Regions from separate parts of the Homo sapiens genome. Here region 1 is linked to region 2. A link is an interaction called in ENCODE POLR2A ChIA-PET data of the cell type or tissue named here. Cell type or tissue: B cell. All regions are shown on one strand. Region 1 has its middle 29 kb from the start of LINC01729. Region 2 overlaps SHLD1 (shieldin complex subunit 1).

The links. ChIA-PET counts read pairs that join two places held together with the same protein. Peaks named below come from ENCODE experiments on the same cell type or tissue, not always from the same donor. Only the 100,000 strongest peaks of a DNase experiment are listed, where the experiment ranks them.
Region 1: POLR2A ChIA-PET joins it to region 2 with 5 read pairs; 7 of 35 experiments call an interaction of 5 or more read pairs at or near these places.

Annotation. Positions count from the first base shown.
Region 1 is chr20:5,536,680-5,541,679 of GRCh38, reverse strand. No RefSeq gene overlaps it. Among named protein-coding and RNA genes, the nearest start is that of LINC01729, 29 kb to the right of the region's middle. RefSeq lists an enhancer at 316-585. In B cell, no CTCF peak of the experiment used is centred here; no DNase peak of the experiment used is centred here.
Region 2 is chr20:5,767,868-5,772,867 of GRCh38, reverse strand. It overlaps SHLD1 (shieldin complex subunit 1), which reads right to left. Exons shown (of 3, transcript NM_152504.4): 2 at 1-6. The coding sequence starts at 2. Among named protein-coding and RNA genes, the nearest start is that of SHLD1, 20 kb to the right of the region's middle. In B cell, no CTCF peak of the experiment used is centred here; DNase peaks (open chromatin) are centred at 1,717 and 2,467; H3K4me3 peaks cover 1,538 bases; H3K27ac peaks cover 4,545 bases.

The DNA of each region.
Region 1 (5,000 bases), 230 kb after region 2:
GCCACTGCATTCCAGCCTGGGTAACAGAGCAAGACCCTGTCTCCAAAAAAAAAAGATAATGTAGGAGAAAATCTTCAGGACCTAGGGCTTGGTAAAGAACTCTCAGACATGACACCAAAAGTACCATTCATAAAATTTAAAAATCAATAAACTGGACTTTGTAAAAATGTAAAACTGTTGCTCCATGAAAGACCCATTAAAAGGACAAAAAGGGCCAGGCATAGTAGCTCACGCCTGTAATCCCAGCACTTTGGGAGGCTGAGGTGGGCAGATTGCTTGAGTCCAGGAGTTCAAGACCAGCCTGCACAACAGGGTGAAACCTCATCTCTACAAAAAATACAAAAATTAGCTAGGTGTGATGGCACATGCCTGTAGTCCCATCTACTCAGGAGGCTGAGGTGGGAGGATCACTTCAGCCCTGAAGGTTGAGGCTACAATGAGCCGAGATTGTGCCCATGCACTCCAGTCTGGGCAACAGAGCAACACCGTCTCAAAAAAAAAAGAATAAAAAGACAAGTTTACAAAGTGAGAGATAAATTTGCAAAACAAATCTCTGACAACGAACTCTGAAAATTCAACGTTAATAGCCAGGTGCAGTGATGCCTGTAGTTCCAACTACTGCTGAGTGGGAGGATCACTTGAGCCCAGGAGTTCAAGGCTGTAGTGAGCTGTGATTGTGCCACTGCACTTCAGCCTGGGTGACAGAGCAAGACCTTGTCATAAAACAACAACCAAGAAAAAAAAATGAAAATTCAGTTTAAAAATGAGCAAAAGATATGAGGATATGTCATATTAAAGATGATATAAGAATATCAAACACATGATAAGACATTTAACATCATTAGCCATTAAGGAAATGCAAATTAAAGTCATGATGAAGGCCAGGCCTGGTGGCTCACACCCGTAATCTCAGCACTTTGGGAAGCCAAGGTGGGTGGATGACTTGAGGTCAGGAGTTTGAGACCAGTCTGGTCAACATCTCTACTAAAATACAAAATTAGCCAGGCGTGGTGGCACATGCCTGTAATCCCAGCTACTCGGGAAGCTGAGACAGGAGAACCTCTTGAACCTGGGAGGCAGATGTTGTAGTGAGCCAAGATCATGCCACTGCACTCCAGCCTGAGCAATACAGTGAGACTCCATCTCAGGAAAAAAAAAAAAAAAAAAAAAAAAAACATACCCAATGGGTAAATGGTCTCCAAGTTCCTAGAAACCAACTTTATAAGTGATCTTTAGAAGCACAGTTTCTTGTGTCAACTAGTGTCTCTAGTTGAGATAGTAGTGAGAGTCTGTCTCCACTGACTTTCAGCAAGGTTGTTCCATGAGAAAAGGGCCAAGGTTTGGGGAATGAGTGTGATGAAGATATCCCAGGCTTGGTGTTAGAAGGAAGTGGCCATGTGGATAGCAGACGCAGAGGTGCCTAGGCTCCCAGCATGTTTCTGTAATTGCCTGATGGGCTTGTCCTCCCCATTGCACAGACAAAATCAATTCACTGAGACCATGGCATTACAGTGAAGAGTTTAATTGATGCAAGACCCACCACCACACAGGAGATGGAGTTATTACTCAAACTGATCCCTGTGAAGGCTTTGAGTTTAGCGGTTTTCAAGTATAGTTTGGTGGGCAGGGGACTAGGGAATGCTACTAATTGGTTGGGGATGCTATCACAGGGGCATGGAAAATGGTTTGCCTCTGAGTGGGGGTCCCAGAGGACTGCTTAGTCATGAGTCATGAGTCTGGGTGGAGTTAGCCAATTGTCAGAAGTGCAGAAGTCTGAATAGACACCTCAAAAGACCAATCTTAGGTTCTACAATAGTGATGTTATCTACAAGAGAGATTGGGGAAGTTGCAAATCTTGTGACCTCCGGAACAATGGCTGTTTTTCCTTTACGCCTCCATCCTAGCAGAATTCGGGCCCTTCTCATTCTCCTAACCTTGCGGCCTTTCATTAGTTTTACAAAGGTGATTTAGTTTTGGGAAGGGCTATGGTAGTCTAAGGTTAAACTATAAACTAAATGTCTCCCAAAGTTAGTCTGGCTTATGCCCAGAAATGACCAAGAACAGCTTGGAGGTTAGAGGAAGGATGAAGTCAGCTATGTTAGATTTCTCTGTCTAATTTTGCAAAGGCAGTTTCATGTGGAGGACTCTGCCAGAGATACAGAATTTGTGCACCATGCCTCAGCCTCTCTTCTTTTAGGAAATATCCCAGAGATGCACATGGCACATAAATTCCCAGCTGGTCCCTTCTGGGAATTTGTAGGTGCGTCTTGGAAGATTCCCCAATGTCCATGTGTTGGACAGTCCTCCCACCTCAGCCCCGCAAGTAGCTGGGACTACGGCGCATGCCACCATGCCTAGCTGGGACTACAGGTGCGTGCCACCCACCTTCCCCTCTGAAAGCATTTCATGGTTGTCACCAAAGTGTGTGGAGTCTGGACCAACAACTCCACTAGCACATTGGTAGAGTCTTAGTGAGATGACTTTGGCTCAAAGAGGAGTCCCCAAAATGTTTATACCTCTTGTAACTAATCATTTTTAAGTTTGGGAAACATTAGGAAATAAGGAAGCCAATGACTATTGATGGCAAAAATGCAGACGCTATGACTCCTTTGCTGTGACTCTGGCAGTGAATCCTGTACTGGACTAGCTCAAGTATGGGCAGGGAAGTGCTATAGCTTGTATTGTTTAGTTCCCAGTTTCCCTGTGGGGCACTATTTGGGGTACAGGAATTGCTCATGATTTTACATAACGCAGAGATACCTACTAGACAGAATTTCACCAAGTCATGGCTAGGCACTGGAGGCTCAGTGGTGAGCACGTGGTTACCCCCTCATGAAGCTCAACAGCCGCAACATGCAATGCATTGGAATCCTGCCTCCACCTGTGTGAATCTCTGTTTGAGCATCAGTCTCTCAATCTCTCTCTCTCTCTCAGACAGGATCTCACTCAGTCACCCAGGCTGGACTGCAGTGGCATGATCACGGTTCACTGCAGCCTTGGTGCCGGGGGCTCAAGCCATCCTCCTGCCTCAGCCTCCTAAGTAGCTGCAACTGCAGGTGCATGCCACCATGCCCAGCTGATTTTAGAAAAATTTTTGTAGCGATGGAGTTTTGCCATATTACCCAGTCTGGTCTGGAACTCCTGGGCTCAAGCGATCCTCCTGCCTCAGCCTCCCAAAGTGCTGGGATTACAGGCGTGAGTCACCATGCATGGCCAATAAAACCAAGTTTTTTTTTTTTTTCAAATGGAGTCTTGCTCTTGCTCTTGTTCCCCAGGTTGGAGTGCAATGGCGCGATCTCAGCTCACTGCAACCTCCACCTCTGGGGTTCAAGCAGTTCTCCTGCCTCAGCCTCCCGAGTAGCTGGGATCATAGACGCATGCCACCACACCCGGCTAATTTTTGTATTTTTTGGTAGAGACAGGGTTTCATCATGTTGGCCAGGCTGATCTTGAACTCCTGACCTTGTGATCCACCTGCCTCAGCCTCCCAAAGTGCTGGGATTACAGGTGTGAGCCACTGTGCCCGGCCTAATAAAACCAACTTCTAATGACCACAGCTCTTTGCCAGCAACGGTGACCCAAATAAGTCCAACGAACAGGGAGGCTGTGGAATGGCACATGAGTCACTCTGGACCAGCAGGAAAATAGATTTTCACAGGTCTAGGGCAGGGCATGAATGAGGTGAGCACTGGACCGCTTATCATGTCGAAAGCAAGGAAGGTATCAAACACTAATAGGATGAAGTCAAAGGAACCCAGAACCGACTCACCTATGATGGGACAAGTTTTAGCACCAAAACAGATGTTTACAATAGACTGAAACATATCATAATGACAAAATTACAAAATGAAGCAACAGCAAGACCCCCCGCATTTGTCACCACTAGAATTTTCCAGGGAATAGGTCAGTTCTTTGACAATTGAGAAATAAAGGGACAGAATCAAGCATTTATCCTACCTTTCTATATTAGCTCCCTTGCTTCTTTCCTCCCTCTCTCTCCCTTCCTTCCCTTTTTTCCTTCCTTCCTTCCCCCTTCCCTTCCCTTCTTTCATCTTTCTTCTCTTTCTTTCCTTTCTTCAGGGACGCATTCTGTTGACCAACCTGGAGTGCAGTGGTGCAATCATGGCTCACTGCAGCCTTGACTTCACAGGCTCAGGTGATCCTCCCACCGCAGCCTCCTGACTAACTGGGATTACAGGCATGCACCACCAGGCCTGGCTACCTTTTGTAATTTTTTTGTAGAGATGGGGTTTTGACATATTGCCCAGGCTGATCTCGAACTCCTGGACTCAAAGCGATCCACCCACCTTGACCTCCCAAAGTACTGGGATTACAGGCATGAGCCACTGTGCCCCGCATCAGCTGTATTTCAAAAACACCAAGTCGGTGATAAGGAAAAGTTTTCCTTTATAGAAGAATTCTATAATAGAAGCAAAAGGAATGATAGAATTTTTAAAAAAAATCATCTTGCAGGCATGAATGAAACAATGAATGTAAATAATGATCATCAGGAGATGCTAGAACCACGATGTGAAAGGTTTACAGGGAACTTTATGATGAAGAGATCAGGCTCACCACACCTGAACCTGCTGAGCATTTGGCCCTAGCATCACCAAACATAGCAATGAGCCATCCAGATGGGTAGCCATAGCAAAAGCACAATATCTCTTATCAATTCTTCTTCCCTAGAAAGCTGAATCTGAACAAGGCTTTAGATCTGACTTTCCAATGTACAGGGAATACAGGGGACAGAGTACTATAGGATGCAGATGACACCATAGGGAGCAAAAAGCCAAACTCAGAACACGGAATATTCTAGAAGGTAATTGATTCATCCTCTCCAAAAAAGCAATGGCATTGAAACAAAAAGAGATGTAAGACTGCTATGGAATAAAAGAGACTTAAGAGATACAATAACCAAATGCAACCTACGGACCTTTCTAATCCTGATTCAAACAAGCCAATTGTAAAAAGATACCCTGAGATAATCAGATAAATAA
Region 2 (5,000 bases):
ATAGTCCTGCCATGGAAAAAAGAAAACAATTCAGTACAAAAGGCACCACATAGCAGGATCCTTCATTGGAGACAGAGCTTGAAGAATTTTATTTGTTTTTTATTTTTATTTTTATTTTTGTAGAGATCAGGTCTCACTAAGTTGCCCAGGCTGGTCTTGAACTCCTGGGCTCAAGCAATCCTCCCACCTCAGCCTCCCAAAGTGATGGGATTATAGGTGTGAGCCACCATACCCACCCAAAAAATTTTAAAGGTCAAACAACAGTGAAATCAGAATGATTTACAGTAGTCCCCCCTTATGTGCGATTTTGCTCTCTGCAGTTTCAGTTGATCTCACCCAACTGTGGTTCAAAAATATTACATGGAAAACTCCAGAAATAAACAATTCATAAATTTCAAATTGTGCACCATTCTGAGTATTGTAATGAAATCTCATGCTGTCCCACTCCATCCCACCTGGGACATTAATTACCCCTGTCCAGCGTATCTGAACTGTACATGCTACCTGCCCCTTAGTCATTCAGTAGCCTTTTCAGTTACCAGATGGACTGTTGTGGTATCACAGTGCTTGTGTTCAAGTAACCCTTATTTTACTTATTAATGGCCCCAAAACACAAGAGTAGTGATGCCAGCAAGTCAGATATGCCAAAGATAGGCCACAAAATACTTTCTTTAGGCAAAAAGGTAAAAGTTGGCCAGGCACACTGGCTCATACCTGTAATCCCAGCACTTTGGGAGGCTGAGGTGGGTGGATCACCTGAGGTCAGGAGTTCAAGACCAGCCTGGCCAACATGGTGAAACCCTGTCTCTACTACAAATACAAAAATTTAGCCAGGCTTGGTGGTGGGTGCCTGTAATCCCAGCTACTTGGGAGTCAGAGGCAAGAGAATCCCTTGAACTTGCGAAGCGGAGGTTGCAGTGAGCGGAGACCGTGCTATTGCACTCCAGCCTGGGCAACAAGAGCAAACCTCCATCTCAAAAAAAAAAAAAAAAAAAAAAAAAAAAGGTAAAAGTTCTCAACTCAATAAGCAAAGAAAAAAATCATATGCCTAGGCTACTAAGATCTACTGTAACAATGAATCTTCTATCCGTGAAATTGTGAAGAAGGAAAAAGAAATTCATGTTAGTCTTGCTGACACACCTCAAACTGCAAAAGTTATAGCCACACGGAGGTTGTAGTGAGCCGAGATTGCACCACTGCACTCCAGCCTGGGCTACAGAGCAAGACTCTGTCTCAAAAAAAAAAAAAAGTTATGGAGTTATGGCCACAGTACATAAGTGCTTAGTTAAGATGAAAAAGGCCTTACATTTGTGCGTGGAAGATATGAACAGAAAGGTGTTCTGATAGCAGTGTGTTGTACCAGAAAGCACAGAACCTACACAAAGACATCAGCAAGGATCCCCTGAAACAAGTGACACCAAGCCATTTACTGCAAGTAAGGGACAGTTACACAGATTCAAGAATAGGTTTGGGCTGAAAAGCATAAAAATTACTAAAAAGGTTGCATTTGCCAGTGAAGAAGCTGCTGCAACATTTTTAGCAGACTTGAAGAAGTAGATTAAGGAGAAAAGATACCATACACAGCAAGTCTTCAATTGCAATAAAACTGGCCTCTTCTGGAAGAAGATGACCAATAGAACCTACATTCATAAAAGTGCAAAGGAAGCACCAGGGCATAAAGCATGAAAAGACTGGAAAGTACCAGATTAACTCTGGTACTCTGTGGCAACGCTGCAGGGCATATGATAAAGCTAAGCATAGTGTACAGAGCAAAGAACCCATGTGCTCTCAAAAGCAAAACCAAAAATTATTTATGCTTGTGTTCTAGCCATATAATCAGAAAGTATGGGTGACAGCTGTCTTGTTTATAGAGTGGTTCCACCAATGTATCAATGGTTCCCAGAAGTGAAAAAATATTTGAAAGAGGAAGGGCTGGAATTTAAGGACCTATTAATAATAGATAATGTACCTAACCATCCTGAATCTGTTTGCCATGAAAATGAAAATGCTGAGGTTGTATTTTTACCTGCAAATACAACCTTTTGCTTCAGCCGCTTGACTAGGACATCATTCATTTTCTCAAGGCCACATACATCTGCCTGGTATTTGATCACATTCAACAGCAATGGATGCAGACCCTAAACTGGAAATAATGTAGTGCTGGAAATCATTCACTATTGCTGATGCAATAGCACTCATCAAGTTGCAATGGATGAATTAAACCACAAACCAAATGCCTGCTGGAAGGACTGATGGAGTGGAAGTTGTGAATGATTTTAAAGGCTTGCCTGAAATTGATAGATGAATTAGGAAAATCATCCATGCAACAAGACAAGTTGATGGAGAAGGATTTGCTGATATGCTTGATGAAATAGAAGGACATACTGAAGGCCTTTGAGAAGTGTTAGCAAATGAGGAACTGGAAGAACTTTCATGTCCTCCACAGAGGAAGAGGAAGATGAAGAAAAAACTAAACCAGAACCAGCCATGTGGACATTACTAAAATTTGCTGAAGTGTTTCAAACTGCACTGACATTAAAGCACAAAATTATGGCATATGATCCTCAGATGGAATGCAGCTTAAAATCGCCTACAACTTCGCAGCAACACTTTTGAGTTAGAGAAAGGCAACAACCTCTGATTAGAATGTTCTTCCAAAAGTTTTCATCAAAAAACACTATCAAGGATCCCCAAGCATTGAGATCTTCATGGCTCAATGATCCAGTATTGCCTGAAGCAGAGGATCCTCCTTCTGATGTAACCTCAGAAAGTCAATAGTAGCCGAACACTAACAGTGCCTGCGCCATTCACCTCTCTTCATCTCATCACATAGGTAATTCCTTTTTTTTTTTTTTTTTTTTTTGAGAAGGAGTTTCACTCTTGTTGCCCAGGCTGGAGTGCAATGGCACAATCTCGGCTCACTGCAACCTCCGCCTCCTGGGTTCAAGCGATTCTCCTGCCTCAGCCTCCCAAGCAGCTGGGATTACAGGCATGTGCCACCACACCTGGCTAATTTTTGTATTTTTAGTAGAGACGGAGTTTTGCCATGTTGGCCAGGCTGGTCTCGAACCCCTGACCTCAGATGATCCACCCGTCTCAGCCTCCCAAAGTGCTGGGATTACAGGTGTGAGCCACAGTGCTCAGCCACGTAGGCATTTCATCATCTCACATCACCACAAAAAGAAGGGTGACTATAGTACAATAAGATATTTTGAGAGAGAGACCACATTCACATAACTTATATTACAGTATATTTTAATAACTGTTCTATTATTAGTTTTGTTGTTCATCTCCTACTGTGCCTAATTTATAAATTAACCTTTATCATAGGTATGTATATATGCATAGGAAAAAACGTAGTACATATTGGGTTCAGTACCATCTGCCATTTCGGGTATCCCCTGGGGGGTCCGTAGTCCACCTCAAGGGTAAGGCAGGACTGCTGTACTTTCCCCTGCTATTGATGGTCTTTAACTCAGTATTTGTTTACCCTGTTTTCTTCATCATGAGAAAGAATTGCTCTCAGCAGAGAAGAAACATTAATAATTTCAGCTGGAAAATAAACTGCATGTCAGAAAAGGGAATGGTTCAATCAGAGAGCACTCTCTCAATGAAATACCACACAGCACCATAACTCAAGGCCTACAAGAATATTTGATAAGGCTGGGTGCAGTGGCTCACGCCTGTAATTCCAGCACTTTGCGGGGCCGAGGCAGAAGCATCTCTTGAGCCCAGGAGTTGAAGACCAGCCTGGGCAACATAGCAAGACCCAATTTTTACAAAAAATTTTAAAAATTAGCCAAGTATGGTGGCATGTGCCTATAGTCCCAGCTACTCAGGAGGCAGAGTTGGGAGGATCACTTGAGCCTGGGAGGTCAAGGCTGCAGTGAGCTGTGATTGTGCCAATGCACTCCAGCCCAAACGAGAGTGAGACCTGTGTCTTACCAAAAAAAAAAAAAAAAACAATTACATGAGAAGAACTGTCCATGATACGTTAAATGTGGTGAGCATAGCCGCCTTCCAAGCAGTTGACCTGGGCTTGATTCCCAGCCAATGTGCCCACGTGCATACACACACATGATATATTCAATGTAAAAAGGTTCTAAAACATTAAGTAGGGTTTGATCCAGATTATATAAAATAAAATGCCATGTGTAAGATGTATGTGTAAGAAATATAGATAGATAAAGCTAGGAGGAAAAATGTCTAGAAGGGTATATCCAGTGAATTAATTTCACTAGTTATCTGGGTAATATGATTACAGGTGATTTGCATTTTCCTCTACGGACCAAACATGCAGTCAGTCAATTATTTAATGTGACAGGCCTGGTGCCAGGCACTGGGAACACAAAGGTGAATGTCACAGACCCTTCCCTCCTAGTTTGGAGTGACCCAAACACAGACACATACCTTGTTAACACAGTGAGTCAAGACAGAAGAGCCCAGAAGGGGCAGGAGGCTTTCTGGAAGAGGTTCTCCCCAAGCGTGGGGCAGGCCAGCCATGGCTAGGGGAAAGTGTGCACTCAGGAAGAACCAGCTCGGACAAGCACAGTGCCACAGCGTATCAGGGGTTTAAAGTGAGTGTCAAGAATTGGCTGGGCGTTGTGGCTCAAGTGCTGTAATCCCAGCACTTTGGGAGGCCAAGGCGGGTGGATCACCTGAGGTCAGCAGTTTCAGACCAGTCTGGCCAACATGGTGAAACCTCTTCTCTACTAAAACTATAAAATTAGCTGGGCATGGTGGCACACACCTGTAATCCCAGCTACTTGGGAGGTTGAGGCCCAAGAATTGCTTGAACCCGGGAGGCAGAGGTCGCAGTGAGCCGAGATCACACCACTGCACTCCAGCCTGGGTGAAAAAGCAAGACTCTGTCTCAAAAAAAAAAAAAAAAAGAATTCGTCACTCAGTGAGTAAACGGGAAAGGACAAACTCTGTGGTCTCAGCTGGATGGCTACAGAGCCCTTCTCCTCCTGTAGCCAGCTCTGGGAAGGCCTGGCTGC